Regions from separate parts of the Homo sapiens genome. Here region 1 is linked to region 2. The links are chromatin loops, found by intact Hi-C in ENCODE. Cell type or tissue: CD4-positive, alpha-beta T cell. All regions are shown on one strand. Links, peaks and the distances in the headings refer to the core of each region. The heading gives the core; the rest is flanking DNA.

Region 1 (15,924 bases), core at 2,754-10,753, 83 kb before region 2:
GTGCCGTGTGCCTGGCCAGGTACCCGGGAGGCGGCTTGGGGGAGCACTGGCTGCAGGGCCTCCTTCCTCCTCCTGCTGAACTTGGAGTGCTCTTGCCAGATTATGGGCTGAGTCCTGCTAGGGAGGGTGGCCCCCCTTCCCCAGGAGGAGCCCACCCTGAGACCTGGTTGGGGGGCAGCTTAGACCCTACCTTAGACTCCAGCAGGCTGTCTTGGGAGCATGTAATTATGTTTTTTTTGAGACAGGGTCTCCTGTTGCCCAGGCTGGAGTGCAGTGGCACCATCACAGCTACTGCAGCCTCCACCCCACAGGCTCAGGCGATCCTCCCATCTCAGCTTCCTGAGTAGCTGAGACCACAGGTGCACACCACCATACCCAGCTAATTTTAAGATTTTTTATAGAGGCGGAGTCTCACTATGTTGCCCAGGCTGGTCTCGAACTCCCGTCCTCAAGCGATCCTCTTGCCTTGGGCTCCCAAAGTGCCGCTGGGTTTGCAAGGCTGTGAACTACCATGCCCGGCAGAGCATTTAATATTCTCCAAATGTCTTTCCTCGTGTGCTACCTGGGCTCACTGCTTTCTGGGGCTCTCGTGTTGCTGGTGTCTCCACCCCCACCCCCACCCCAGCTGGCCTGCTCCATTCCTGTCCCGGTGGGCTCATGTCTGAGTGTGCGGACTGGGGGATCTTGGTGGCGATGGAGCCAAGCCCAGGGAGGCTGGGGCCACCCTCATAGTGCAAGGCCACCCAGCACCTCGCCCCTATACCCCACCCGCCCCACCAATGTGCCCCCGGCACCCCCGAGCCCAGGCCCCAAGGCTTGCTTCTATGGGCTTTGCACCACCCTCTAGGCTGCTCCCGCCTGGGCCATGCAGCGCACCTGAGGGGTCTGAGGTGACCGCTCCTCAGAGCCGCCCGGCAGCCTCCCTGGGGCGGGCCTCAGCACTGCAGCCCCGTGATCCGGCCTGGCGTGGGCTTTGCTGCTTTCTCTGCCCGGTGGCCTGAGGAGCTCGAGTGCCCGCCTGCCCCCAGAGCCCTTTCACGGTCAGGGCCTGAGCTCTGTGGGTGCCATTAGGAGGAGGGTCTGCAGATCTGTGCGGTTGGGGGACCCCTGGGGCATGGAGGGGACCACGCGTCCCTTCCCGTCCGTGCCCTGCCAGGCTGTCCTCACAGCAGCGTCGTCACAGGGGAGGAAACCAGGGCAGCGGCAGCGGCTCCTGGTACCAAGCATACCTTAAAAATGAGCCCATGGATGTTGCAGTGAGCCGAGATCACGCCACTGCACTCCAGCCTGGGTGACAGAGCGAGACTTCGTCTCACAAAAAAAAAAAAAAAAAAAAAGAGCCTCAAGGCCTGTGCAGTTGGTCAGCGGTGGAGTCAGGTATGGGGCACACCTGATTCTGCCCTGGCTCATCCCCTGCCTTCAGAGGACAGCAAGGGCGCAGCGCACGTGGGGGCTGGCCCTGAGGTGTGGCGTTCTCTGGGCTGGGCTAGGGCAGTTCTGAGGGAGGGGCGTGTTCTGTCCCATTCCTCCAGGAGACACAGTGCCTGGGCCATCTGGCCACTTGCATGAGGGAACGTCTGTCTGCATCCCCTGGGGGCCGCTGTCCCCATCCCTTGACTGCCGGATGCACCTCGGATGCTGGGGCTCTGGTCTCCGATCCTTCTTGGACTTTGTGGGGACAGCAACGGAGGAGGATGACCCCAAGGATGGGCCGGGCGCGAGGCTTGCAGCAGTGCCCAGGTTTTGCAGATAAAAATACAGGACACCCCTGCAGCATTTGGGACGTTGTCACATGGAGACCCGGCTCCTGGAGCAGGGGTGCTGGGGGCTTTCCTGACCACTGTTGCTGTTTCTCTTGACTCTGTTCCCAAAAGGGAAAAGACAAAGTTCCTCTCTGTGCTCCCTGGTCTCCTGTCTCTGACCATGGCAGACCTGGCTGTGGGTGAGCTCAGGAGAGTGGGCTGTGCCCTGGAGGGTCCCGGACAGGCAGGGACCACGGGCACCGCCCTGCCGCACAGCTCTTGTTGCTCAATGATCTTGGGGGTTGTGTCTGTTCTCCCCCAATTCTTCTGTGGCCCCATCCCCTATTTGTTAAAACTTACGTGTAACCCCAAAATTCACACTTATGTCACTTTCCCAGTCATTTGCGGGCACGCACAGGCTGCTAAAAGCCCAAGTTGCGTGGTGCTTGGGTGCCTGCTGGGGTGAGCGAGGCACCCTGCCCTCTGCCACTGCTCCCATGTTGGAAGCAAATTGTCCTTTCTCCATCTACTGAGGGCCATGCTTCTTGCATTTGGGGGCTCTTGGTGATTTTGCTTTTTAGATGCCCCTGGGGGAGGTGCCGCAGTGCTGTTGAGTGTCCCTGGACACAGGCAGGCTGGGATGGGTCCCATGGAGAGAACGTGTGTTGGACAGGCTCTGCCCCACGTGAGTTCAGTGTCGGAGAACAATAATAATTATAAAGTTCTTTGACAGAAACGTAAAATAAGGCTGTTGCGTATTGATTGGTTGCTGAAAATGTTGTGACCAGAGGCTCGTAGGAACCTGACCCTGTATTTCCTGTAGGAACAGAGGTACGGTGTTCAGTATTAGTGGTGACTTTATGGAACGTAATTACTGCAAACAATGAGAATTGACTCTGGGTGCGTGTATATTTTTTTAACTTAAAGTAAGGTTTAGGCCGGGCATGGTGGCTCACACCTGTAATCCCAACACTTTGGGAGGCTGAGGTGGGCAGATCACTTGAGCTCAGGAGTTTGAGACCAACCTGACCACACAGCAAAACCCCATCTCTACTAAAAATACAAAAAAAGCCAGGCGTGGTGGTGCGTGCCTGTAATCCTAGCTACTTGGGAGGCCGAGGCATGAGAATCACTTGCGTGCAGGACGCAGAGGTTGCAGTGAGTGGAGATCGCACCACTGTACCCCAGCCTGGGCAACAGAGTGAGACTCTCTCAAAAAAAAAAAAAAAAAAAGTTAGGTTTATTGAGATACACGTTTCACATGGCAAACCCACTTATGTGTAGGGGCCTGTGGTTTTCCACTCATGCACAGCTGTGTGGTCGCTGCAGCTCTTCCACACCTGACATGCTTCTCTTGTGACCTTCTGTAGTCAGCCCCCTCTTCTCCCCCAGCTCCCAGCAACACTGACCTATTTTCTGTTCCTGCCGTTTTGCCTTGTCCAGAATGTGGTAGAAGTGGAATTGCACAGCATGTGGGCTTTTGAGTCTGGCGTCTTTCTTTTTTTTTGAGATAAGGTCTCAGTCTGTCACCCAGGTTGGAGTGCAGTGGTACAGCCATGACTCACTGCAGCCTCCACCTCCCAGGCTCAAGTGATCCTTCCACCTCAGCCTCCTGAACAGCCGGGACCACAGGTGTGCACCACCACACCCAGCTAAGTTTTTCGTTATGTTGTCTAGGCTGGTCTCGAACTCCTGGGCTCAAGCGATCCTCCCACTTCGGACTCCCATAGTGCTGAGGTAACAGGAGTGAGCCACCATGCCCAGCCTTATAGTAATTCTTGAAATCAAGTAGTAGGAATCCTTGAACTTTGTTCCTCATTTTCAAAATTGTTTAGCCTGTTCTGGTTACTTGGCTTTCCCTTACAGAGTTTAGAATTGGCTTGTTAATTTCTACAGAAACCAAAAAGAAGTGTTTCTTTTTTTTTTTTCTTTTTTTGAGACAACATCTTGCTCTGTTGCCCAGGCTGGAGTGCAGTGGTATGATCTTGGCTCACTGTATGTAGCCTCAGTCTCTTGGGCTCAAGTGATCCTCCCCACTTCAGCCTCCCGAGTAGCTAGGACTACAGGCATACGCCACCATGCCTGGCTAGTTTTATTTATTTTTGTAGAGATGGGGTCTCACTATGTTGCCCACACTAGTCTCAAACCCCTGGCCTCAAGTGATCCTCCTGCCTTGACTCCCAAAATGCTGGGATTACAGGCATGAGCCATTGTGCCCAGCCTCACCTTGCACTTTTATGTGGTAGAAATGGCTTCTTTCCTTGAACTTCATGGGCCAACTTCTGCTAGCTTCAGATTTTTCTTCTGCAGCCTCCTCACCTCCCTCAGCCTTCGTAGAACTGAAGGGAGTTAGGGCCTCGCTCAGGCTGGGGCTCTGGCTTCGGGGAATGTGTCCGCTTTGATTTCCCATCCCGGCACTTCAGCTTTCTCTCTATCAGTACTAAGGCCGTTCAGCTGTCTTATCAGGCTTGTGTTCACTGGAGCAGCACTTTTTGTTTTTTGGAGATGAAGTCTTGCTCTGTCGCCCAGGCTGGAGTGCGGTGGCACGATCTCGGCTCGCTGCAACCTCCGCCTCCCGGGTTCAAGCGATTCTCCTGCCTCAGCCTCCCAAGTGGCTGGGACTACAGGCACCCACCACCACACCCGGCTAATTTTTTTTTTTTTTTTTGAGACAGAGTCTCCCTCTGTCACCCAGGCTGGAGTGCAGTGGCACGATCTCGGCTCACTGCAAGCTCCGCCTCCCAGGTTCACGCCATTCTCTTGCCTCAGCCTCCCGAGTAGCTGGGACTACAGGTGCCCGCCACTATGCCCGGCTAATTTTTTGTATTTTTTTAGTAGAGACGGGGTTTCACCATGTTAGCCAGGATGGCCTCAATCTCCTGACCTTGTGATCCACCTGCCTCAGCCTCCCGAAGTGCTGGGATTACAGACGTGAGCCACTGCGCCCGGCCTTTTTTTTTTTTTTTTTTTTTGGTGACCAAGTCTCGCTCTGTCATTCAGGCTGGAGTGCAGTGGTGCGATCTTGGCTCACTGCCACCTCCAGCTCTCGGGTTCAAGTGATTCTCCCACCTCAGCCTCCCGAGTAGCTGGGATTACAGGCACACACCACCATGCCTGGCTAATTTTTTTATTTTTAGTAGAGATGGGGTTTCACCATGTTGGCCAGGCTGGTCTCAAACTCCTGACCTCAAGTGATCCACCTGCTTTGGCCTCCCAAAGTGCTGGGAATACAGGTGTGAGCCACTGCGCCCGACCCACTTTTAGTTTCTTTCAGGAACTTTTCCTCTGCATTCACAACTGGGCTACCTGCTTGGCGCTGAAGACCAGGCTTTCCGTTAGGGTATCTTGGCTTTCGACAGGCCTTCCTAACTAAGCTTAGTCATTTATTTCCAGCTTTTGTTTTAAAGTGAGAGATGTGTGACCCTCAACTCTTCCCTTCACTGGACTACTTAGAGGCCATGGCAGGGTTGCTAGTTGGCCCAATTTCAGTATTGTTGTGTCTCAGGGAATAGAGAGGCCCCAGGAGAGGGAGAGAAATGGAGGAATGGCCAGTTCCTGGGGCAGTCGGAACACACACATTTATCAATTAAGTTCTTAGTTGGGGTATGGCTCATGATGCCCAAAACAATTACAATAGTAGCATCGAGGAGCAATGACCACAGATCGCCATCACAGATAGAATCATGGTTAAAAAGTTGGAAATGTTGAGAGAATTACCAAAACGTGACAGCAACACGTAGTGAGCACCTGCTGTTGGAAAAATGGCACCGATGGACTTGACTTGATGCACGTTGCCACAAACCTTCAATTTGTAAGAAACACAATACCTGCAAAGCATCATCAAGCTAAGCATGATGCCCGTGTAGATGTTTGGGAAATAATTGGCATCTAAACCAATCTTGGGTCCTCTCGTACAGGGATTGGCAAACTGGCCCGCTGCCTGTTTTTGATGACTCACGAGCTAAGAATGGGTTTTACATTTTTTAATTGTTGAGAAAAAAATCAAAGGCAGAAAACTTCATGACACATGAAGATTATATGAAATTCACATTTCAGTGCTCAGAAATAAAGTGTTATGGGAACACGGCCGCACTAATGGGAGGGATTCCAGTTATTATGTGGCTGCTTTGAGCTACCGTGGTGGGGTTGAATATTTGTGATAGGGACAGGAAAAACTTAACTTTTTCCCAGTCTCACACGTTCAACACAGAACACTTCACCTCTGGTCCCTGGAATGTGTGTGGGGTTTCTCCCTACCAGCAGCCAGTCGGTTATCCAGTGATTTAACCCAATTTTGACACTGCTTACCTGGAGAGAATATTAGGTTCTGCAGCTGAAGGGCTGAGTCCCACAAGACTGTCCTCACTTCTCCTGCCTCAGCCTCCCGAGTAGCTGGGATTACAGGCGCCCACCACCACGCACAGTTAATTTTTGTATTTTTAGTAGAGACCAGGTTTCACCATATTGGCCAGGCTGGTCTCAAACTCCTGACCTCAGGTGATCCACCCACCTTGGCCTCCCAAACTGCTGGGATTTACAGGCATGAGCCACTGTGCCCAGCCTACAAGCTGGTTATTAACAAGACCAATAAACTGAAATCTATAGCCAGACTGACAAAGAAATAGAAGCCACAAGTAACCAACATCAGGAACAACAGATGGGACATCACTACAGATCCTACTGACACGAGAAATGTGTGGCACAGAAAAGGGCTTGGTTGGACAAATTTACAAGGGTTGTTAAACATACAAAGTGCCAAAAGCCTATAGTTATTCATTCTATTACTTGTTGGCAGGTAAATATTTTGTGGAAAGTATTTGTTTATTTTTATTTTTACTTTTTGAGGTGGAGTCTCGCCCTGTTGCCCAGGCAGCAGTGCAGTGGCGCAGTCTCGGCTCACTACAACCTCTGCCTCCCGGGCCCGAGTGATTCTCCTGCTTCAGCCTCCCAAGTAGCTGGGACTAAAGGCATGCACCACCACACCTGGCTATTTTTTGTATCTTTAGTAGAGATGGGGTTTCACCATGTTGGGCAGGCTGGTCTCAAACTCCTGACCTCAGGTGATCCGCCCACCTCAGCCTCCCAAAGTGCTGGGATTACAGGCGTGAGGCACTACACCCGGCCTGTGGAAAGTATTTGAGTCTGTCATGCCTTATTGAACCAGTAGTGTCAACAGTGAACTTCATTTGACCTTGTGGACTTGATGTCATCAGTTCTGTGAATTAAAAAAAAACCTTTTTTAAAGAGATAGAGTCTTGCTTTATTGCCCAGGCTAGAGAGCAGTGGCACAGTCCTGGCCCACTGCAGCCTCAATTTCCTGGGCTCAGGTGTGAGCCCCTGTGCCTGGCCTAAAGCTGAACATCTTGACTTGCTGTCCTGTGCAGCAGCTTGATGAGTTGGCAGTGGTGAAGTTCTATTGCTTTTTTATTTTTATTTTTTATTTATTTATTTATTTTTGAGACGGAGTCTTGCTCTGTCACCCAGGCTGGAGTGCAGTGGCGTGATCTCGGCTCACCGCAACCTCTGCCTCCTGGGTTCAAGCAATTATCCTGCCTCAGCCTCCCAAGTAGCTGGGATTACAGGCACATGCCACCATGCCCGGCTAATTTTTGTATTTTTAGTGGAGATGAGGTTTCACCATGTTGGCCAGGCTGGTCTCAAACTCCTGACCTCATGATCCACCTGCCTCGGCCTCCCAAAGTGCTGGGATTACAGGCGTGAGCCACCGTGTCTGGCCTGCTTTTTGAAAAAGCGCCGAAATTGGAAAATTTCAGAATGAGAAGAACCACTGTTGACTGCCATCATCAATACACCAGATGACTTGGGAAACTAGTTTTTGCTGCATGATGTTCTCTACGTTCTTTATGAATTCATCTTAAAGTTACGAGGCACAACCACATTTATTTGCAAAATTTATACTGTGATGAAGTCACTTTGGCAACAGCTCATGTTTAAATCACAAACTGCTTTGTACAGTTTTCTTATTGTCAAGAGGTAAAATGAGAGGCAAAGTCTGCATTGCCACACAGATTTGCAGTGAGCTGCTTTTCTGGGCTCACACTGTGGTTACAGCAGAGTGTCTGCGACTTCCATGCGAGTGCAAGGGAAACGTCGACATTTCAAAATCCACTCAGCTGTGTGTTAGGGAGCTCCCGCCTGAGCTTCAGTCGAAAGCGATTGGACTGTAGCGTAACCCCGTGCTGTAATATAGGGGCCCCAAGACCACCCTCGGGTTCAGTAATTCACTAGGACTCATGGAATACAGCAGAGCATTTCTGCCAGGGGTACGGTTGATTACAGCAAAAGGACGCAGACTCAAATCAGCAAAGGGAAGCGGCACAGGGGCCGGGCTCAGGAGAGACCAGGGGTGGGCTTCCGGCGTCTCTCCCAGCAGAGACGTGGGCGGTGTGTAGGTCTAGCAGTGGTCTGTGATGACAGGCCTGGCGTATTTCCAAGCAGGGACGCTCCCGTGAGCCTTGGTGGTCCAGGTGTTTTTAGAGGTTGGTCAGGTGGGCCTGGCTGAGCACCGGTGTGGCTGCCCTCGGTCCCTCCGTCTCAGCCCCTCCAGAGGTCAGGCTGATGCCACAAGGCACCGCGGTACGTCACTGTCAGGGTAGCCTCTCTGAGGTGGCCTGAGGCCCTGGGTGAGCAGACGCTGTTGGCAGGCAGGATGCTCCAAGAGCTCCGAGGTGACCTCCTAGGAGCAGGTCAAGGGTCAGACCTCTCTGGAAGGAAGAATGCGGGCAATCCAAGCCTGCTGAGCTGGCCCTTTCCAGGAAAGGGAGTAGCGAGGCTGCTCACTTAGAGCCACGCACCTGGGGCTGACAGTGTGCCTGGCAGTACCTGTGTGGAAAGACAGTTACAGAGGAAACACATGAACTCACTATAAGCCAGCACTAATGGATGCACCTTTGTTGTTGATTTTGGTGATAAAGAACATTAAATTTGAACCCAGTGAAGCAATATGTCATCTCCCAAAACAAGTCCTCTCATGAGTGCATCTGTATTATAGAAAGCTGCACTCAGCTTTTTAAAAAAATTTTTTTAGATGGGGTCTTGCTCTGTCACCAGGCTGGAGTGCAGTGGCACAATCTCGGCTCACTGCAAGCTCCGCCTCCCAGGTTCAAGCGATTCCCCTGCCTCAGCCTCCCACGTAGCTGGGACTACAGGTGCGTGCCACCACACCTGGCTAATTTTTTGTATTTCAGTAGAGACAGGCTTTCACCATGTTGGCCAGGATGGTCTCGATCTCCTGAAGTGATCTGCCCGCCTCCTGAAGTGCTGGCATTACAGGTGTGAGCCACTGCGCCTGGCCCAGTTATTTTGATTTCATCAGTATGAAATGTGTAGAAATTGTTACATTAGTCCCTATGTAATATCCTTGGTGTGGCCTCTTGGCCTGCACAGCCTGGAGTATTGACTATCTGGACCTTTATAGGAAGCTCACCAACATGTATTTTAACCCTTGACACCTTATCTGTTACCATTTATTTAGATCTTTGCTGATTTTTCTCACCAGTGTTTTGTACTTTTCAGCATGTAGATCTTTGCACAGATCTTTTGATCTTTAAACATCTATAGATCTTTTGTAAAATTTATATTGTAAGTATTTAATTTTTCTTGGTGCTCTTGTGAATAGTACTTTTACAATTTTGATTTCCATTTGTTAGTAGTACGTAGAAAGAGGACTTTTTTTTTTTTTTTTTTTTTGAGACAGAGTTTCACTCTTGTTACCCAGGCTGGAGTGCAGTGAATGGCGTGATCTCAGCTCACCGCAACCTCCGCCTCCCGGGTTCAAGCGATTGTCCTGCCTCAGCCTCCTGAGTAGCTGGGATTACGGGCATACACCACCACACCCAGCTATTTTTTTTGTATTTTTAGTGGAGATGGGGTAGCTCCATATTGGTCAGGCTGGTCTTGAACTCCCAACCTCAGGTGATCCGCCCGCCTCAGCCTCCCAAAGTGCTGGGATTACAGGCGTGAGCCACCATGCCCAGCCCAAAAGAGGACTTATTTTTATATATTGACCTGTGACCTTGCAAAACTCTTACTCAGCAGTTTCAATAGCTTTTTTTGTAGACTCTGGGGATTTCTATATAGAAAGTCACATCATCTGCGTATAGAAAGTTTTATTTCTTCATATCCAGTCTGTGTGCCTTTCATTGATTTTTCTTCCCATTGTACTGGCTGGGACTTCCTCGATGGTCAGCAGTAGTGGTGAGAGTAGCTATACCCTTGGCACATCCCTGATCTCAGCAGAAGCAGCCCTTTTCTCACCACTGAGGATGATGCTAGCTGTAGGTTTTTTGTAAATGTATTACCAGGCTGAGGAAGTACCCTTTAGTTCCTTGTTTGCTCAGAGTTTAATAGCGTATGTGTTGGATTTTTTCAGATTATATTCTTGCATCTACGGAGATGGTCATAGGGCTTTTCTTACTTATTCTGTGAATATGATGAGCTACACTGGTTTTTGAATGTTTTTAAAAATTTAAGTTATATTTAGAGATGGCATCTCACTCTGTCACCCAGGCTTGAGTGCAGTGGTACCATCATGGCTCACTGCAGCCCCAAACTCCTGGGCTTAAGCGATCCTTCTGCCTTAGCCCCCAAGCAGCTGGGACTACAGGCACATGCTACCACACCTGCATAATTAAAAATAATTTTTTTTTAGAGATGGGGTCCTGTGATGTTGCCTAAGCTGGTCTCAAACTCCTGGACTGAAGCAATCCTCCTGATTTCTTGTGTGTCTTTGGTTTTGGTATCAGGGCAATGGCGTTCTCACTGTCAGCTGGGGAGTGTTCCCTCCTTTTCTGTTTTCTGGAAGAGTTGTGTAGAATTGGTGTTAATTTTTCCTTAAATGTTTGATAGACTTCACCAATGAAGCCATCTGGGCGCAGAGTTCTTGTTGTTGTATTTCCGTAGTATGGATAGGGTTACCTGTTTCTTCTTGAATGAGCTTTGGTGTTTATATCTTTCAAGCAATTGGTTCATTTCATTTAAGTTGTCAAGTTCTGTGGCATAAAGTCCTCCATAATACTCCTTACACCCCTTCTCGTGTCAGTAGGATCCGTAGTGATGTCCCATCTGTCGTTCCTGATGTTGGTTACTTGTGGCTTCTCTCTTTGTTTCTTTGTCAGTCTGGCTATAGATTTCAGTTTATTGATCTTGTTAATAACCAGCTTGTAGGCTGGGCATGGTGGCTCATGCCTGTAATCTCAGCACTTTGGGAGACTGAGGCAGGTGGATCACCTGAGGTCAGGAGTTTGAGACCAGCCTGGCCAACATGGTGAAACCCCGTCTCTACTAAAAATACAAAAATTAACTGGGCGTGGTGGTAGGCTCCTGTAATCCCAGCTACTCGGGAGGTTGAGGCAGAAGAATCACTTGAACCCGGGAGGCGGAGGTTGCAGTGAGCTGAGATCGCTCCATTGCACTCCATCCAGCCTGGGCAACAAGAGCGAAACTTCATCTCAAACAAGCAAACACTCAGCTTTTGGTTCCTCTGATATTTTCCCCTCTACTATTTTTGTTTCATGTTATTTTTACTCTATCATTTCCTGCCTTCTTGCTTTATTTGTCCGTTTATTAAGGCATAATTTACATTCAGTACAATTCCTTTTACGTGTACAGTTCCGTGAATTTTGGAAGTCCATAGTCATGTTGTTGTACCACAGTCATGATACAGAATAGTTCCCAAATTCCCAAATTCTCACGTCTTCCACATCTTGGTTTTCCTGCGCCAGCAGCTTGTAGGTGGCCCCACTGCACGCAGCCGTCGTGCCTGCCACCTCCCCCGAGAGGGCCTTCCGGTGCTGCAGACCCCGAGCTGCCAGGGGGCTTCACTCCTGGCCCCTGCCGAGGAGTCTTCCATCAAGTGGATGGACCCCAGCTTGTTTGTCTTTCCTCACTTAAGGGACATTTTTCCCCCATTTTTTGGCAAGTTTGATGCATTGTTTTGAATTTAATTTATTTGGTTTCTTGGAGTAAAAAGTTAGACCGTTGATTTGAGACCTTTTTTAAAAAAAAGTTTGAGATATCTACATGTGATGAAACCCACCAATTTTGAGTGTGTGATTCAGTGAATTCTAGCGTTTTCACAGCGTTGCACAAGCGTGGACACATCCTGCATTCAGAACACTCCTGTAGCCGTGACACAGACCCACAGGCCCCCTGTCACTTCTGCAGGCTTTTCTGCAGGGAACGCTCACTGCTGTGCGTGTCCCCCGGGCACCGTGGCTGTGTCCCCTCTGGGCTCTCCATGCTCCTAGCCCGTTGTCCTGTGGAGCTCTATGTGGGCGTAGCCTCATCTGATCAGCTGGTTTGCTCAGGCAGCACGGGGGGCTCAGGAGCTGCATGCACAGGTGTGACTTTGCACATGGGTGCCCAAACAGGTGCGTCCTCCCAGGTGTGCACCCACAGATGTGTCCTCACGGGCGTGTGCCTGCAGGTGTGTCCTCACGGGTGTGTCCTCATGGGCATGTGCCTGCAGGTGCGTCCTCATGGGCGTGTGCCTGCAGGTGCGTCCTCATGGGAGTGTCCTCATGGGTGTGTGGCTGCAGGTGCGTCCTCAGGGGTGTGTCCTCATGGGAGTGTCCTCATGGGCGTGTGACTGCAGGTGCATCCTCAGGGGTGTGTCCTCACGGGCATGAGCCTGCAGGTGCGTCCTCATGGGTGTGTCCTCACGGGCACGAGCCTGCAGGTGCGTCCTCACTGGCGTGTCCTCAGGGGCATGAGCCTGCAGGTGTGTGCCAGCAGCAGGAGGGAGATGCTCTCCAGGCCCCTCCACAGGGTCCTCGCGGCACGGGTTTGGCCTCCGTGTGGACAGATGGGCTGGGCTTCTTTGGTGCTGGTCTTGCTGTATTTTGCTGAATCCCAGGCCTGTGCGGGCCTCTGGGCTGATTCCAGCTGAGACAGGCCTCCTGCTCAGTCCCCCCTGCGGAGCTGATGCAGGGTGGGCTGGCGAGGGTGCTCGTGGTGCTGGTTCGTGAGGACATGGCCTCAGTGCCTCCCAAGCTGAGCCCCTGCGGTGGCCCCAGGAGGCCTGGAGCATCGGGGTGTCAGCACCACCAGCCTGGACTTCCCTGGGCCTTCCAGGGTAAGCCTCTGGGCTCCGGAAGGTTCCGTGGCTCTCTGTCTGTGGAGCTGGTGAGAAGGCTGGAGGGCCAGATGGTTTCATCGCTGAGGGAAGCGCTGTACTCACCTGATGGCCGATCTTGGGGCACTCCCAGTGCCTGCTGCCTGTTGCTGTCCCTGAGCTCTGGTGAGCTCTGGTATTCCTGTCATTCCTGGAGCAACTCTGTCCTGTTTTTGAGCCTGCCTGGGCCCAGGAAGCCCCAACTGTGTTCTCTGTGTAGTCACTGCTGTTGGTTTTGGAGGGAAAGATGGGGGCCGCTGTGGGCAGGGCTGGTGGCTGGTGGTGGCCACGTGGCTCTGGGGGTGTAGCATCCAGGCTGGCTGCTGCCAGTGGGAAGGTGTCCTGGGGCTCCCGGCAGGGTCTGGGCAGTGCTGGAGCTGGGCTTTGCCTGGGAAGCTGCCGCCTGGCCCCCACAGCTTCCCCAAGAAGGGCCTGAGCCCTTGGGGGCAGCTGGCGTCTGTGAGGATCCGGGATGGGGGCTGTCTGCTCCTGCTGGGAACGGCCCCTCCAGATGCATCTCCCTGTCCCTGACCCAGCCTGTCAGTCCATTTTGGTTGCAGCCACCCCTCCCTGATGGTGTGGGGGCTTCGCTTCCTCTGTTTATTCCTCGCCTGAGGGAGCAGAGGTGAGGGGATGACACTGCCCCGCCTGAGCCCCGAGTCCCTGGGCCACGGGAGGTGGGACTGGGTCTGGCCTTTGGTGCCACAGGTGGCACTCTCTCTGTTGCTGTTTGCAGACTACGTCTACTTTGAGAACTCCTCCAGCAACCCATACCTGATCCGGAGAATCGAGGAGCTCAACAAGGTACTGGGGGGCCCTGGTGTTGCTGCAGGGGGGTAGTGGGTGGGGGCTACGCCAGCTCCTGCCCTGTGGGTGGCCAGTGTGGGTGGCCCCCTTTCGGGGCTGATCTTGGACTGGCCACTGCACAGGCCCTTCAGTGACTCCGTCCACTGTCACCTGCACCGTGGCTCCTCCTTGGAGATACTGAGTGAGGGGCCTGGTGGCCTCATGCAGGACCCAGCGCAGCTGCCCTGAGCTGCCTGCCCACTCTACACTTGGTCTGTGGGTGCTGGGTCCCCTGAAGATGCCAGTGTCCCCTGGGGAGCCCGAGCGGAATGGTGTGATTCTGAAACCAACCAAAGGCTGCAGAAAGCCATACTCGGTGCCCCTGCCCTGCCCGAACCCTGGCAGCCAGCCCTGCAGGGCTGTGAGCTCTGCCCCCACCCCTGAGGTGTCTGCATGGCTGGAAGCACCCTCCCTGGTCACTCAGGCAGCCCTGCAGGGCTGTGAGCTCTGCCCCCAACCCTGAGGTGTCTGCGTGGCTGGAAGCGCCCTCCCTGGTCACTCAGGCAGCCCTTGCTCCCACCTGGTTTGTGTCTGCCATGAGTCCTTGGCAGTTGCTTGCTGTTTGGTCGGGGGACGTGGTTGTGCCCATGCATTGAGCCTGGCAGCACCAGATCCTTCCTGGGGGGTGGTGACACATGGGCCCCTCAGCCCCAGCCACTCCTGGCCTCCACTGCCTCGGCACAGCCTCCGTCCCATCAGCTCGGGAGACAGAGCCGTAGATGGCCATGGAGGTGTAGGGCGCCCGCACACCCTGGGAGCCTTCTCGCTGTCCTCAGGGGTGGTGGGTGGGTCCCCCAGCGTCCCTTCTCCTCCTCCTGGTTGGAGACTTTCTAAGGGTGTTGAGGGAGGGCAGGTTGTCCCCACCAGTGGACACATGGTTCCAGCAGAGAGTGGGGTGGGGTGCTGGGTGCTTCACAGACCTCTCTGTGCCTGCCTGCAGGGCTCCTGAGCCCCCGATCCCCTGGAGCCAGTGGCCCGATGGCTGCCTTCTCCTAGGAGCCCTGCCCACTCGGCAGGCCTGGGGCACTCGGGCCCTTGGTGTTCCATCTGGATGCTGCAGGCTCACCTGGGAGAAGCTGCCTTCCTGGACCTCAGGCTTGGTGGCAGCGGTGACGTGGGGTTCTTGGGATCAGAGGGGGCAGCGGGGGGAAGGTTAGCGCGCCACCTCTGACGTAGCCATGCTGGGCTCCGGGCTTCCCTGGCTGCGCTTGTCGAGGGCCATTCCCTGCGGTATCTGCCACCACCTGGGGCCGAGGAGCATGGGGTGCGACATCTGCTCCCCCGCAGCTTCCTGGGAGGTCTGAGGGCCAGGCCTGTTTGTTGGAGGCACAGGCAATGACCTGGGTGTCTTCTGAGTCTGCCTCACTGCCCCTGCTGGGCAGGGCCTGCCCGCCTGCAGAGCAAGGCCACTTGGGTACTGCCGGAATGGGGCGCCACTCCTGTGGCTGAGCCTCCTGAGTGCGGGGCAGCACTTTACGCATCCCAGCATGTGGACTGTAGGGAAACAGGTGCAGAGGGAGGTTCCTCAGCTGACGCTGAACCATGGCTGGGGGAGGTCCTGTGTCCCTCCTGGTCTGTGTAGTGGAGGGGCGGCCGGCAGATGGCACTGCTGGCCCCACACAGCCAGCTGGCAGGCAACCCGGGGCGGGAGGCTGCAGTGCCTCCGTGGGCGCCTGGCCGAGTGCCACTGCTGGGAGGTGCCACTGTCAGGAAGGTTCCCTCGTGCTGCTTCCGGCTTCCATGTGCAGACAGTAGATTGCAGGCGTGTGCAGGCAGGGGGCTGGCTTCCAGCCCTTGGGCGATGTTCAGTTACACATGTAGCATTGCACACGCTCAGAGGCGTCCCCTTCGTCCTAGGACTCCCTCCTCCTCAGGGCCAGGGCCACATGGCGTGGGCACTTGCCTGTCTCTGGGCGGGACACCAGCCTGTGAGGGGCACGACTACTCTCTTGGACTGTTCAGGCAGGGCAGCCGAGCCAGACGCTCACCATGTGGAAAAGAACCCGCAGGCCTGCGACAGAGTGCGGCCAGTGCCCTCCACGCCAAGGAGCTCCAGGCGGGGCTTCCAGGTGGGCGCAGCTGGTTGAGTACAGACCTCCCCTCTGTTCCCTGGACTGAACGCCCCCTCAAATAACAAGAAAGTGGTGCTGGGGCTCTGCACCCACAGGGCAAGGAAGGTGGGAGAGGCGGTGCCACTGGGAG
Region 2 (15,924 bases), core at 5,320-13,319:
GTGCCTGGCCCCACTGCTGGTTTTTGATAGAATCAAGTTGCTAAAGAGACGTGAGCCTGGCTGCAGAAGGCCTGGGCCCCAGGACTGCACCAGCAGGAAGAGACTTTGGGAAAAGCCAGCCCAGGAGGGCGGACACCCTAACGCTTATCCCGAAGGAGAGGGACCAGCAGGCCCATCCCGGGAAGTAAAGCCAGCACCCTGGGCCCGTGGACGAGGGGTCTTAGCTGAGAGCGCAACGCGTGTGGGCCAGGGTCTCCTCCGAGGACGGCCTCACTGGTGCCCTTTATGGATGGGGCCTTCTACTGAGCGGCCCTGCCAGGCGTCACCCTTGTACCCGGGGGCCAGGTGGGCAGGCGGCTCTTGTCCGGCATGTAATGGAGAAACTGCAGCCCTTGCAGATCCTGGAGTGTGCAGGAACTAGTGGAATGTGGCAGCCACTGCCAGCCCCTCCCTCCAGTCACTTCTTGGGGTCTGTTTGTGACAGCAGCTGGCATTGTCCTAACTCAGGGATTCCTGCACTTTCTCAGTTCATGGCACTCTTAGTGTCCCAGTGATTCTTTACAGCACCCCTTGGGCGAAAGAAAAACCCAACAGTTCTGTTTGTTAGGGCCAAATGCCTTAGTATTTATGTCCTAACAACTTAGTAGCAGTTTTGGGGAAAAAAAAGTCATATAAATTGAAAAAAAAACCCTTAACTTAAATATTAAAAGAATTGTAATTACTTACTTATAGCATGTCTGGGTCTGTTAAGGTCTGCATGTTTTTGCAAACCTTAATTAGATTGGACATCATCATCTGGATTTCTGATCCACATTAATTTTTGCCTGGTATTTGCTTTTGCTCACAGCAACTGCTGTGAAACCAGCTTTGCAAAGAGACACCAACGCAAGGAAGGTGCAACCCACTGCTGAAACTCTGGGCTCTTTTTTTTGAGACGGAGTCTTTTTTTGAGACAGAGTCTTGCTCAGTCGCCCAGGCTGGACTGCAGTGGCGCAATCTTGGCTCACTGCAAGCTCTGCCTCCCGGGTTCACACCATTCTCCTGCCTCAGCCTCCCGAGTAGCTGGGACTACAGGCGCCCGCCACCACGCCCGGCTAATTTTTTTTTTGTATTTTTAGTAAAGTCAGGGTTTCACCATGTTAGCCAGGGTGGTCTCGATCTCGTGACCTCATGATCCGCCCGCCTCGGCCTCCTAAAGTGCTGGGATTACAGGCATGAGCCACTGCGCCTGGCTGAGACGGAGTCCTTGCTCTTGTCCCCCAAGCTGGAGTGCAGTGGCGCGATCTCAGCTCACTGCAACCTCTACCTCCCGGGTTCAAAGGATTCTCTTGCCTCAGCCTCCCAAGTAGCTGGGACTACAGGCGTGGGCCACCATGCCCGGCTAATTTTTGTGTGTGTGTGATTTTAGTAGAGACGGGGTTTCACCATGTTGGCCAGGCTGGTGTCGAACTCCTGACCTTAGGTGATCTGCCTGCCTCGGCCTCTCAAAGTGCTGGGATTACAGGCGTGAGCCACTGCGCCCGGCCTGGGCTCTCTTGAATTTTTCATGAGGTAACGGATGTGTTGTGTATCCCTGCATTTCCCTCAGAACCTTAAAATACTTTGTAGTGGCCCCGAAAACTTTTGATGGCACCCTGGGGTGACTCAGTTTGGGAACTCTCGTCCTAACTTTCCTGTGATTTCTTTTTTTTGAGACAGAGTCTCACTCTGTTGCCCAGGCTGAACTGCAATGGCACGATCTTGGCTCACTGCAACCTCCGACTTCTGGGTTCAAGTGATTCTCCTGCCTCAGCCTCCCCAGTAGCTGGGATTACAGGCACCCGCCATCATGCCTGGCTAATTTTTGTATTTTTGTAGAGATGGGGTTTCACCATGTTGGCCAGGCTGACCTCAAGTGATCCACCCGCCTCTGCCTCCCAAAATGTTGGGATTACAAGCATGAGCCACCGCACCTGGCTTCATAATTTCTTTCCACTTAGTGTTGTTGTGTTTTTTGTTTGTTTGTTTGTTTTTTTGAGACGGAGTCTCGCTCTGTCACCCAGGCTGGAGTGCAGTGTCGCGATCTCGGCTCACTGTGAGCTCCAACTGCCGGGGTCACGCCATTCTCCTGCCTCAGGCTCCCGAGTAGCTGGGACTACAGGCGCCCACCACCACGCCCGGCTAATTTTTTGTATTTTTAGTAGAGACGGGGTTTCACCGTGTTAGCCAGGATGGAATGTTGTTGTGTTTTAAGCTCCATCCTCTAAGGTGCGCCTGCAGCGACTCACTGCTTCCAACTCCCGCACACGTCCAGTGGGGAGCATTTAGGCAACTACCCACCCACTCTCCACAGACAGGTACCTGGCTGCCCCCCGCTCCCTGCCACACAAAAGACGCAGCTCTCAGGTGGGCCCAAGGGATCAGGCCACAGAAAAGGAGGGCTTGTGGTCCTTCCCTTGGTCGGGGACGTGCCGTGACTCCCCGAGTGGCCTTTCTGGCCCGTACTCCTGTCTGGCTCCTACCTCCTGGGTCCCGGCCCTCCCTCCCTCAGCGTTTTCTAGCGTTTGCGGGTTTGCCAGCAGAGCGTCAGGTGGTCTCTGCGTCTAATTTCCATCTCTCTGAGTATTGACCGTGAGCATCTTTCACACACTTGCTTCGTTTCTGGGTTTCCTCTTCTGTGAGCTGCCTGGTCATACCCTTTGATCGTTTTTCTTTTGGGACCTGCTGTCTTTTACAAATTGAGTGGCAGGAACTCCTTGAAAATTCAAGATAGGGATCTCTCAGTGGTTTTACACACTATAAATAGCTTCTCCCATTCTGTCGTCTGGTTAAAGATTTGCCTATGGTTACCCAGAAAATTTTAACTTTGCTATAATCAAATTCGTCTTTTTTTTTTTTTGACTCTTGGTTTCACCTTAGCATTTTGTGAAAACGAGCTTCCCTCTCCCAGTCCTCCTTCTCCCAGTTTCCTTCTGTCACTTCTCCCTGTAGCACTTAGGTCTTCCGTTCGTCCACAGCCCACCTCCGCAGGTGCTCTCATGTCGAAACCAGTTTTTCTCCATAGGGTGAGCCGCTTCCCAAGACCATCTCCTGGGAGCTCTGCCCTCCTCACAGTCCACGCTGTCGCTGTCATCCACATCGGCTCCTGTCCGTGCAGGGGTCTTGCCCCGACCTCCCTTCTGATCCAGCAGGCTGTTCCTCACCAATACCACATGGCGTGATTACCCTGCATGTCATCAGGGTTCAAGCAGAGTAGCCGAGCCGGTGGGGGCTGTGATACATAGGAAGGGTGGGGTGCGTGTGAGGCTGGCATGGGGGAGGCTGCGATTGTCGGGGTTTACCTTTGCCGTCTTGCTGACGCACACTCAGCAGCCCTGGTGACAGTGGGCGTCCTTGTTCTCAGTCTCAGAGGGCAGGTGTCTAAAGTTTGTCCATGAAGTATGACACTTGCTGGGTGCTTTGGCCACATAACTTTTTTTTTTATTTTATTTTGAGATAAGGTCTCCTGTTGCCTAGGCTGGAGTGCAGTGGCCCAATCACAGCCCACTGCAGCCTCTGCCTCCCAGGCTCAAGGGATCTTCCCAACTCAGCCTCCTGAGTAGCTGGGACTACAGGTGTGCACCACCTCACCCAGCTAATTTTTGTATTTTTTTGTAGAGACTGGGGAGGCGGGTCTCACCACGTTGCCCAGGCTGGTCTCGAACTCCTGGGCTCAACTGGTCCTCTTGCCTCGGCGTCCCAAAGTGCTGGGATTGTAGGCATGAGCCACTGTGCCCAGCCAATGAGTTTTGACTCTCTTTTTTTTCCACGTGAAAAGGGTCCGAGTACCACTTGTGGAAAAGACCCTGCTCTCCTGCCACCCTGTGTGCCGCTTGGTACCGCCCTGGTGTCCATCTTCGTCTTGGGTCTTCCTTCTTTCCCTTTGGGAAGCCCACATGGTGTTCATGACTCCAGCCGTCTCTCGGGCTCCATGTAGGGCAGGGAGGGTGTGTTGTCCACTCTCGCCTATGTCGGGAGCCCTGGGACTCTTCTCGACGCCTCATATTTCATAGACATTGTAGAATCCGTTTGTCGAATATTAGGCAAAGAACTATTGGGATTTTACTTGGGATGACGTGGAATCCATAGATCAGTTTGAGAACTGATGTCTTTAGAATGTTAATGCTGGCTCTTCTGCCTTACAAACACACTTCTCCGTGGGTTAGGTGTTCATTAATGTTTTATAGTTTCCTGGATATAGGTATTATACTTCTTTTGTTAGATTTGTTTCTCAGTATTTGGTCTTTTTGAAATATTGTAAGATATATATATATATCTTATATATAGATATCTCATATATATACACACACACACACCCACACCCATTTCATATTTACATTTCATTTTCTAACTCTGTTGAAAATTGTAGAAACCCGAAACTGATTTCTGCATTTTGACCTGGTTTAGCGAGTCTTGCTAAACTCACTTATTAATACTAAAAAATTTATCTCTGGATTTTTTTTTTTTTTTATGAGACAGGGTCTCACTCCGTCACCCAGGCTGGAGTGCAGTGGTGTGATCTCAGCTGACTGTAACCTCTGCCTCCGCTTCCCAGGTTCAAGCGATTCTCATGCCTCAGCCTCCTGAGAAGCTGGGACTATAGGCACCCACCACCACGCCCAGCTAATTTTTGTAAATTTTGTATTTTTTGCTAGAGATGGGGTTTCACCATGTTGTCCAGGTTGGTCTCAAACTCTTGACCTCAAGTGATCTGCCCGCCTCGGCCTCCCAAAGAGCCACCGTGCCCAGCCTAGATTTTAAAAGACTTTTCTAAGTACACAATTATATCACTTGCAAAAACTAATCGTAGGTTAGGCTGGGCATAGTGGCTCATGCCTGTAATCCCAGCACTTTGGGAAGCCAAGGTGGGAGGATCACTTGAGGCCAGGAGTTTGAGACCAGCCCAGACAACACTGTTACACACCGTATCTACAAAAAATTTAAAAATTAACAGGATGTGGTGGTGTGCACCTGTATTCCCAGCTACTCTGGAGGCTGAGGCAGGAGGATTGTCAGAGCCTGTAAGGTTGAGACTGCAGTGAGCCATGATCATGCCACTGCACTCCACCTTGCACAGAGCAAGACCCTCTCTTTAAAAACAAACAAAAAAGACCAGTCACGATGGCTCACACCTGTAATCCCAGCACTTTGCGAGGCTGAGGCAGGTGGCTCACGTGAGGTCAGGAGTTTGAGACCAGCCTGGCCAACATGGTGAAACTCCATCTCTACTAAAAATACAAAAAAAAAAAAAAATTAGCTGGGTGTGGTGGCGGGTGCCTGTAATCTCACCTACTAGGGAGGCTGAGGCAGGAGAATCACTGGAACCCGGGAGGCAGAGGTTGCAGTGAGCCAAGATCGCGCCACTGTACTCCAGTCTGGGCAACAGTGCGAGACTCTGTCTCAAAAAACCAAACCAAACCAAAACAAAACAAAACAGACAAACAAACTAATGATAGTTTCATTTTAAACATCTCCAAATCTTTTTTTTTTTTTTTTTTTTTGAGACAGAGTCTTGCTCTGTTGCCCAGGCTGGAGTGCAGTGGCGTGATCTCGGCTTACTGCAACCTCCGCCTCCCAGGTTCAAACCATTCTCCTGCCTCAGCCTCCTGAGCAGCTGGGACTACAGGCACGCTCCACCACACCCACCTAATTTTTGTATTTTTAAAAGACACGGGGTTTCTCTGTGTTAGCCAGGATGGTCTCGATCTCCTGACCTCGTGATCTGCCCGCCTCGACCTCCCAAAGTGTTGGGATTACAGGCGTGAGCCACCATGCCCAGCTTAAAATCCCCCATTCTTATTTCTTTTTCTTGCTTCCTGAAAGAAGCACCCTGTTTTCCTGGTGTTTCTAGTAGGGGCTGAGCAGCCCAGGCGGCTGCAGCGTCTCTGTCTGCTTCTGGCTGGAAGAGAGTGTTCTAGTTCTGCACTACGAAGATTGCTGTTTGCAAAGCAGATTCCTGTAGATGTACTTAATTAGATTAAGGAGAGCTCCCTTCCATTCTCCGTCTACTGAGAGCTGTTTTAGGAAGTCATGAACAGCTATTGAATCTACTAAATGCCTTTTTTGCACCTACTGATATGGTCATTTTTTTCTTTAATCTGTTAATGTGAAGACTTACATTTATTGATTTTAGAAAACCTTTTATTAAAAAATCATTTCAAATAAAAAAATTACAGTAGTGGCTGGGCGCCGTGGCTCACGCCTGTAATCTCAGCAGTTTGGGAGGCCGAGGCAGGTGGATCATCTGAGGTCAGGAGTTCGAGACCAGCCTGACCAACATGGTGAAACCCTGCCTCTTCTAAAAATACAAAAATTAGCTGAACATGGTGAATCCCTGCCTCTTCTAAAAATACAAAAATTAGCTGGACATGGTGGTGGGTGCCTGTAATCCCATTTACTCGGGAGCTGGAGGCTGAGGCAAGAGAATTGCTTCAACCTGGGAGGCGAAGATTGCAGTGAGCCAAGATTGCACCACTGCACTCTGGGTCTGGGCGACAGAGTGACACCCTGTCACAAAAACAAACAAACAAAACAAAAAGAAAAAACAAACAACAAAAATACTACAGTGGTACCATAGCTCCTATATGTCTTCACACAGATTCCTCAATTGTTAACATTTCACCTGACCATTCTCTACACACACACACACACACACACACACACACACACACGCGTGTGATGGACGTATGGGAATGGAGCTGTGTCAGCCTCAGGGCATTCGCTCAGGAGGGTGTGGCTCTCTGGGCCCTGCTGCGGGTGCCACCCACCTCTCTCCCTTAGTCAGAGTGGCAACCGCTCGCTCCTCCACCGTGAGGTTAATGTGAAATGTGTTGCTAACTACGGCATAATTCCTGAGTATTGTATGAGGGTGATGCTCCAATGCGATGTCAGTGTCCTGGTCCAATTCCCACGGGCGCCCTCCGCGGGGCGCCCCGAGACTCCCACCCGACCGGGTGTCCTGGTCCTAATCCCATGCTCACCCTCTGAGGGGCACCCTGAGACTCTGGCCCAACTAGGTGAGGACTGTGATGTGGCTGAAGGGCGGAGTCCACTTCCCTTCTGGATGCCTCAGTGAGCCTGCTGCCAGCTGCAGCTTTCCCTCCCTCTGCTTATTCACATCAGCTTGGACTTGTGTGTGCCTATTTTACTCAGAGGGTTATGATGCATTATTCTCATTATTTATGTGATGCTCACATAGTCCCGGAGGCAGCCAGTGCAGCCCTACAGCTGGGTCTGGTGACTTTGTAGTGTGTCCTGCCATTCTATCTTTAAAGATTTTTTGGAGACAGGGTCTCACTCTGTCACCCAGGCTGGAGTGAAGTGGTGCAATCATGGCTCACTGCAGCCTCGACCTCCCTGGGCTCAAGCGATCCTCCCACCTCAGCCTCTCGAGTAGCTGAGACTACAGGTGTGTGCCACCATGCCCAGCTAATTTTTTTCTATTTTTTTTGGAGATGGGGGGGAGGTCTCGTTATGTTGCCCAGGCTGGGCTCCAGTAATCCCAAAATGTTGGGATTACAGGCATGAGCCACCACACCTGGCCATGTCTCTGTCTTATAAGGACAGTTGTCATTGGATATAGGGTCCACTCGATAATGCAGGATGATCTCCTGCTCTCGAGATCCTTAATCACATCTGCCAAGACTCTTATTCCAAATAAGGGTGCATTCCCGGGCTCTGGGGGTTAGGATGTGGACGCGTATTTAGGGGTCACCTTCAGCCAAGGGCCAGCAGTCTGTCTGCTGTGTCCAAGGCACAGCTTTCCAGCTGGCTTTTTCCTCGTGTTGCCCAAGCCCTCCCCTTTTCCTTTCTTTGGGGCTGAGCTTTCAATAGCACACCTAGCATGGGCAGAGGAGGCATTCGGAATGGAACAATAAATAGGGAGATTGAGGATGAGGGAGCGAGACTCTGACTGTAAGTGGTGGTTACACATCAGGAAAGTGGGGATTTAGGAATAAGCCCTGTGGACTGGCATGAACTTGTGGTTAAATCATTGACGGCCTGGGAGAGGGATGGGTGTGGAAACACAGGTGTGCGCATGCCTGCAAAGACAGCCTGAGCGGCGGCAGCCGGGCAGCAGTGAGCACGTCCAGCACCCAGGGTCAGCTGGTCTCAAACTCCTGACCTCAAGTGTTCCCCCTGCCTCGGCCTCCCAAAGTGCTGGGATTACAGGCGTGAGCCACCGTGCCTGGCCTGTTCTCTTATTTTCAACCTTTCTGTATATGTATTGTAAATGTAAGTTGCAGAAACAGAATATATTTGTCTTATGATGGACTCTTCTAATTGATTTATAATCACTAATCTATTTGGGTTTAAATCTACCATCTTACTAGGAACCTCCACATAACCCATAACCTCACACAACTATCAACTCCTAGCCATCTAATAGGTGTGCACGGGAACCTCATCACTGTTTAAATCTGCATGGAACTCCTCATGTGCCGATTTGCATCCATGTATCCTGTTTGGTGAAATGTCTGTTCAAGTCCTTTGCCGATTTTTAGATTATTGTATTTACTGCAGATTTTTTTTTTATTTTTTATTTTTAGAGACAGGGTTTTGTTCTGTCTCCCAGGGTGGAATGCAGTGGCATCAACATAGCTCACTGCAGCCTCGAACTCCTGGCCTCAAGTGATCCTCCTGACTCGGCCTTCCAAAGCACTGAGATTACAGGCATGAGCCACTGTGCTTGGCCTTATTGCCGATGTTAAGAGTTAAAAAAATATGTAGGCTGGGCATGGTGGTTCACACCGTAATCCCAGCACTTCGGAAGGCTAAGGCGGGCAGATCACGAGGTCAGGAGTTTGAGACCAGCTTGGCCAACATGGAGAAATCCCATCTCTACAAAAGATACAAAAAATTAGCCAGGCGTGGTGGCGTGCTTCTGTAATCCCAGCTACTCGTGAAGCAGAGGCAGGAGAATTGCTTGAACTGGGGAGGTGGAGGTTGCTGTGAGCCAAGATTGCGCCGTTGCACTCTCTCCTGGGTGACAGGGTGAGACTCTGTCTCTAAAAAAAAAAAAAAAAAAAAGTAAAAAACTAACAGGTGCTGGTGAAGTTGTGGAGAAAAAGGAACACTTATATACTGTTGGTGGGAGTGTAAATTAGTTCAACCATTGTGGAAAACAATGTGGTGATTCCTCCAAGACCTAAAAACAGAACTCCCATTCTATCCAGAAAATCCCGTTACTAGATATATACCCAAAGGAATATAAATTGTAATATCATAAAGACACATGCACCGCTATTCACGATAGCAAACTCATAGAATCAACCTGAATGCCCATCAATGATAGACTGGATGGAAAATGTGATACATATACACTATGGAATACTATGAAGCCATAAAAAAGAATGAGATCATGTCCTTTGCAGGAACGTGGATGGAGCTGAGGGCCATTATCCTTAGCAAGCTAATGCAGGAACAGAAACCCAAATTCATGTTCTCACCTGTAAGTGGGAGCTAAATGATGAGAACATATGGACACATAGAGGGGAACAACTGACACTGGCCTATTGGAGGGTGGAGAGTTGGAGGAGGGAGAGGATCAGGTAAAATAACTAATGAGTACAAAGGCTTAGTACCTGGGTGATGAAATAATCTGTACAACAACCCCCTATGACACAAGTTAACCTATATAACAAACCTGCACATGTACTCCTGAACATAAAATAAAAGTTAAATATATAAATATGTACATTAGATGTTAATATACATTACACATTATATATATATATATTCTGCAAACAAGTCTTTTGTTTGATACATGATTTATAAGTTGATATGGTTTGGCAGTGTCCCCACCCAAATCTCATCTTGAATTGTAGTTCCCATAATCCCCACCTGTTGTGGGAGGGACCCAGTGTGAGGTAACTGAATCATGGGGGTGGTTACCCCCATGCTACTCTTCTCTTGGTAGTGAGTGAGTTCTCACGAGATCTGATGGTTTTACAAAGGGCTTTTCACCCTTTGTTCAGCACTTTTTTCTCCTGATGCCATGTGAAGAAGGACGTGTTGCTTCCCCTTCCGCCATGATTCTAAGTCTCCTGACGCCTCCCCAGGCATGTGGAACTGTGAGTCAATTAAACCTTTTTCTTTTATAAATTACCCAGTCTTGGTTACTTCTTTTTTTTTTTTTTTGAGATGGAGTTTCGCTCTTATTGCCCAGGCTGGAGTGCAATGGCATGATCTTGGCTCACCGCAATCTCTGCCTCCCTGGTTCAAGTGATTCCTCTGCCTCAGTCTCCTGAGTAGCTGGGATTACAGGCCCCTGCCACCATGCCCAGCTTATTTTTGTATTTTTTAGTAGAGACAGGGTCTCACCATGTTGGCCAGGCTGGTCTTGAACTCCTGACCTCGGGTGATTCACCCACTTCAGCCTCCCAAAGTCCTGGGGATTACAGGCGTGAGCCACTGCACCTGGGCTCAGTCTTGGGTATTTCTTCATAGCAGCATGAGTACGGACTAATACACAAATACTTTCTCCCAGTATATAATTTGTCTTTTCATCCTCTTAACAGTGACTTTTACATAGAAAAAAAGGTTTAAATTTTGATGAAATCCAATTTATCAATTTATCTTTTATGGATTGAGCTTTTGTTGTTGTGTCTAAGAATATTTTTAGCCTTGGCCCAGGTTGTGAAAATTTTTTCTGTTTTTTTCTTCTAAAGGTTTTGTAGCTTTACACTTGACATTTAGACCTGTGATCATCTTGAGTTAATTTTTGCATAAGGAATGAAGGTCTAGGTTGAGGATCCTTTCTTTTTTCCCACACACGTGTCTAATTTGGTGAAAATACTATCTTTCCAATGTCGAATCACTTTTGCACTTTAGTTAAAAATTAATTACCACTTTCGAAAAGCTAGGAATAGAAGGGAACTTCCTTAATCTGATGAAAGAGATCTGCTAGGCCCCACAGCTAACATTCTCCTTAATGGTAAAAGGCAGGATGCTCTTCCCCTGGGATCAAAAACAAGACAAGGATATCTACTGTCACCACTTTTATTCAACATTGTACTGGAGGCTCTAGTCAAGGCAATTTGGCAAGATAAAGAAATAAAAGACATCTAGATCAGAAAGGAAGAAGTAAAACTTCTCTGTCTGGGGATGATATAATACTATATATAGGAAATCCTCAGAAATGAACTAAAAATATTAGCACTAATAAAGAAATTCAGCAAGGTTGCAGAATCTTGTGATCGATGTGCAGAAAATCCACTTATTTCTATGCACTAGCCACAAGCAACTGAAATAAAGTAAAAAAATCCATTTATAGCAGAGTCGAAAAGAATTAAACGCTTAGAAATAAATTTTACAAAAGAAGTGTAAAACGTTGGCAACGCGTGGTGTATTTTTCTATGCAAAAAAAAAAAAAAACAAACAAAAAACCAGACTGTAAAACACGTGTTTTGAAGACGACAAAACATTGTTGAAAGAAATTAAAGAAGACCGAACTAAAGTAAATGTAAAGACATCCTATGTTAATCACAAACTGACCTGCAGACTCAGTGCAATCCCTAGTATCAAAACCGCACACGGCTTCTTTGTTTGTTGTTGCAGAAATTGACAAGCTGATTCTGAAATTCATAGGGAAATGCAAGGGATCCAGGGCGGACTAAACAGTCTTTTGTTTTGTTTTGTTTTGAGATGGAGTCTGGCTCTGTCACCCAGGCTGGAGTGCAGTGGCGAGATCTCAGCTCACCTCAACCTCTGCCTCCTGGGTTCAAGCTATTCTCATGCCTCAGCCTCCCAAGTAGCTGGGATTACAGGACCCACCACCACACTCAACTCATTTTTCTATTTTTAGTAGAGATGGGGTTTCACCATGTTGGCCAGGCTGGTCTCGAACTCCTGGCCTCAAGTGATCCACCCGCCTCGGCCTCCCAAAGTGCTGAGATTACAGGCGTGAGCTACCACGCCTGGCCCCAAAACAGTCTTGAAGAAAACAGTTGGAGTATCCACACTTCCCAATGTCAACACTTATTACAAAGCCGCAGAAATCAAGATAATGAGGGGCTCACAGAAGGACAGACTTACAGATTACTGGAACAGAGTGGAGAATCCAGAAATAAACCTTTACGTTTTTATGGCCAGTCAATTTTTGAAAAGGATGTCAAGACCATTAAATGGGAAAGAATCGTCTTTTTAACAAATGGTGCTGGGAGCACTGGATATGCCTAAGCAGGAAGCTAGACCCTGTGTCTGTGCCCCAGGGCTGCCCTAACAAAGCACTGCAAACGGGACAGCGTCAACCACAGGAATTCCTTCTCCCACGCTCTGGAAGCTAGAAGCCCAAGATCAAGGTGTCTGCAGGACTGGTGTTGCTGAAACTGACCCAATAGTCCTACAGACTGTTCTTTTTGAAAACACAGAAATGGACCCTTCTGGTCTTAAAGCTTGAAACTTTTGTTTTATCTGAATTTCTTCCTCAGCAAAGGACCTTCAGGCCTCTCAGAAAAGTATCAAAGAACTGAAACTACCCAGACCAAGGCACAGATGCTGGACCCCTCATTCATCATGATTGCTTCCTTGCCTGACATGGTTTGGCTGTGTCCTCACCCAAATCTCAACTTGAATTGTATCTCCCAGAATTCCCACGTGTTGTGGGAGGGAACCAGGGGGAGATAATTGAATCATGGGGGCCAGTCTTTCCCGTGCTATTCTCTTGATAGTGAATAAGTCTCATGAGATCTGATGGTTTATTAGGGGTTTCTGCTTTTGCTTCTCTCTCATTTTCTCTTGCCGCTGCCATGTAAGAAGTGCCTCTCACCTCCTGCCATGATTCTGAGAACTCCCCAGCCATGTGGAACTGTAAGTCCAATGAAATCTTTTTTTGTTCCCAGTTTGGGGTAGATCTTTATCAGCAGCATGAAAACGAGTAATACATTGCACCTCTCTAGTTCTTGTTTTCTTACACGTTGTTACATTTCTTCCCCTGCTATATAAACCCCTGGTTTTAGTGAGTCAGGAGATGGATTTGGGACTGAGCTCCCATCTCCTCTGCTCAGCACCCAATTAAAGCCTTCTTCCTTGGCCATACTTGGCATCTCAGTGATTGGCTTTCTTTGCAGCAAGCAGCAGGACCTGGAATGAAACCCTGGTGTTTCAGTAACCTTGCCAGCAACTCTCAGCTTGCAGCTGCCTCCCTCCAACCTCTGTCCCTGTCCTCATACAGTCTTCTTTCCTCTCTCCTTATAAGGACACAGACATTGGATGTAGGCCCACCCTAATCCAGTGTGATCTCAACTTAACTAGATGATACCTACAAAGATCCTATTTCCAAATAAGGTCACGTTGGCAGGTATCAGGGTAGGACTGAAACATATCTTTCTGGGAGCCATGATTTAGCCCATAGCAGATCCCTTCCTTAAAACAGACATAAAATGTAACTAAAAATGCATCATACACCTAAATGTAAAACCTAAAACTATAACACTTCTAGAAGAAAACAGAGGAGAAAATCTTTGTGACCTTGGATTATGCAAAAGCTTCTTAGGACACAGAAAAGCACAAGCAACAAAATAAAAGATAGATAAATCGGGTTTAATTAAAATTAGAGGTTTCTGGCCGGGCACAGTGGCTCGTGCCTGTAATCCCAGCACTTTGGGAGACTGAGGTGGGCAGATCACGAAGTCAGGAGTTCGAGACCAGACTCGCCAACATGGTGAAGCCATATCTCTACTAAAAATAGGAAAAGTTAGCCGAGTGTGGTGGTGTGCACCTGTAATCCCAGCTATTCGGGAAGCTGAGGCAGGATAATTGCTTGAACTTGGGAAGTGGAGGTTGCAGTGAGCTGAGATCACACCACTGTACTCCAGCCTGGGCAATAAAGCGAGACTGTCTCAAAAAAAAAAAAAAGTTTCTGTGCTTTGGGACTCCATAAAAAACGTTGGGTGGGTAAGGATCACGCCTGTAATACCAGCACTTTGCGAGGTCAAGGTGGGAGGATCAATTGAGCCCACGCGTTCAAGGCCAGCCTGGGAAACGAGAGTAGCAAGACCATGTCTCTACAAAAAATTAAAAAATTAGCCAGCCATGGTGGTGCGCACCTGTAGTTCCAGCTACTCAGGAGGTTGAGGTGGGAAGGTCACTTGAGCCTGGGAGATCAAGGCCCTGGTGAGCTGTCATTGTGCCACTGCACTCCAGCCTGAGCGACAGAGAGAGACCCTGTCTCAAAAAAAAAGTTGAGGCTGGGCGTGGTGGCTCACGCCTGTAATCCCAGCACTTTCGGGGGCTTTGGCACATGGATCACTTTGGGGGGCTTAGGCACATGGATCGTCTGAGGTCAGGAGTTTGAGACCAGCCTGGCCAACATGGTGAAACTCCGTCTCTACTAAAATTACAAAAATTAGCTGGGCGTGGTGGCACGTGACTGTAATTCCAGCTACTCAGGAGGCCGAGGCAGGAGAATCACTTGAATACAGGAGGCGGAGGTTGCAGTAAGCCGAGATCTCACCACTGCACTCCAGCCTGGGTGACAGAGCAAGACTCTGTCTCAAAAAAAAAAAAAAAAAAGAAAAGAAAACAAAATGGCCAAGCACAGTGGCTCATGCCTGTAATCCTAGCACTTTGGGAGGCTGAGGTGGGCAGATTGCTTGAGCTCAGGCGTTCAAGACCAGCCTGGGCAACATGGTGAAACCCCATCTCTACTAAAAACACAAAAAATTAGCTGGGTGTGGTGGCGTGTGACTGTATTCCCAGCTACTTGGGAGGCTGAGGCACGAGAATTGCTTGAACCTCGGAAGCAGAGGTTGTAGTGAGCTGAGATTGTGCTACAGCACTCCAGCCTGGGTGACAGAGCACGACTCTGTCTCAAAAAAAAAAAAAAAAAAAAAAAGTTGAAAAGACAACTCAGAAAATGGGAGAAAGTATTTGCAAATCACATATCTGATAAGAGAATTGTATCCAGAATATATAAGGAACTCTTAGAGTGGAACAGTAAAAGGATAAATAACCCAATGGAAAAACGTGCGAAGGATTTGAACAGACATTTCTCCAAAGGAGATATGCAAATGGCCACTAAACACACGACCAGTGCCTGGTGTCCTTAGCCATCAGGGACATGCAAATCAGAGGCACAGTGAGGCAACATTTCACACCTGCCACGATGGCTATGATTAAACATGTTGATAATAACAAGTGCTGGCAAGGGTGTGAAGAAATTGGAATCCTCACATATTGCTGATGGAAACGTAAAATGATCTGAAAAAGAGTCGACGCTTCCCCAAAATGTTAAACACAGAGTTACCGTATGACCCGGCCATTCCACCCCTCGACGGACACCTAAGAGAAATAAACACAGGTCCACATAAGAGTTTGTACTGAAGTGTTCATAGCCACATCCATAATGGCCAAAAGGTGGAAACAAAGCCAAAAGATGTCCATCAACTGATAAAGAGATAATAAGAGCATGGAATATTATTTGGCAATAAAAAGGAAGGAAGTAGTGATGCATGCTGCAACATGAATGCGCCTTGAACACATTTAGCAAAATAAGCCAGTCACAGATGACCGCATATGGTATGGTCCCATTTATATGAAACGTCCAGAAAAGGCAAATCTGTGGAGACAGAAAGTAGATTATTGGTTGCCAGGGGCTGGGAAAACTGGGGAGAAATTGGGTGTGAAAGGGGGGCGAATGCTACTGGCTCTGGGTGGGTGTGAAAGGGGGGCGAATGCTACTGGCTCTGGGTGGGTGTGAAAGGGGGGCGAATGCTACTGGCTCTGGGTGGGTGTGAAAGGGGGCGAATGCTACTGGCTCTGGGTGGGTGTGAAAGGGGGGCGAATGCTACTGGCTCTGGGTGGGTGTGAAAGGGGGCGAATGCTACTGGCTCTGGGTGGGTGTGAAAGGGGGGCGAATGCTACTGGCTCTGGGTGGGTGTGAAAGGGGGCGAATGCTACTGGCTC

Evidence for each region. Peaks named below come from ENCODE experiments on the same cell type or tissue, not always from the same donor. Only the 100,000 strongest peaks of a DNase experiment are listed, where the experiment ranks them.
Region 1: a loop joins it to region 2, with 2.0 times the contacts of the local background. A loop is called at or near these places in 30 of 110 quality-filtered maps.

What each region holds. Positions count from the first base shown.
Region 1 is chr14:105,425,060-105,440,983 of GRCh38, forward strand. It overlaps MTA1 (metastasis associated 1), which reads left to right. Exons shown (of 21, transcript NM_004689.4): 2 at 13,613-13,680. Among named protein-coding and RNA genes, the nearest start is that of MTA1, 13 kb to the left of the region's middle. RefSeq lists enhancers at 11,746-12,343, 12,344-12,940. In CD4-positive, alpha-beta T cell, for the core only: no CTCF peak of the experiment used is centred there; no DNase peak of the experiment used is centred there.
Region 2 is chr14:105,505,048-105,520,971 of GRCh38, forward strand. No RefSeq gene overlaps it. Among named protein-coding and RNA genes, the nearest start is that of TMEM121, 14 kb to the right of the region's middle. RefSeq lists enhancers at 2,711-3,212, 3,213-3,712, 6,877-7,376 and a silencer at 15,573-15,748. In CD4-positive, alpha-beta T cell, for the core only: no CTCF peak of the experiment used is centred there; DNase peaks (open chromatin) are centred at 6,904, 7,044 and 9,964; H3K27me3 peaks cover 1,517 bases.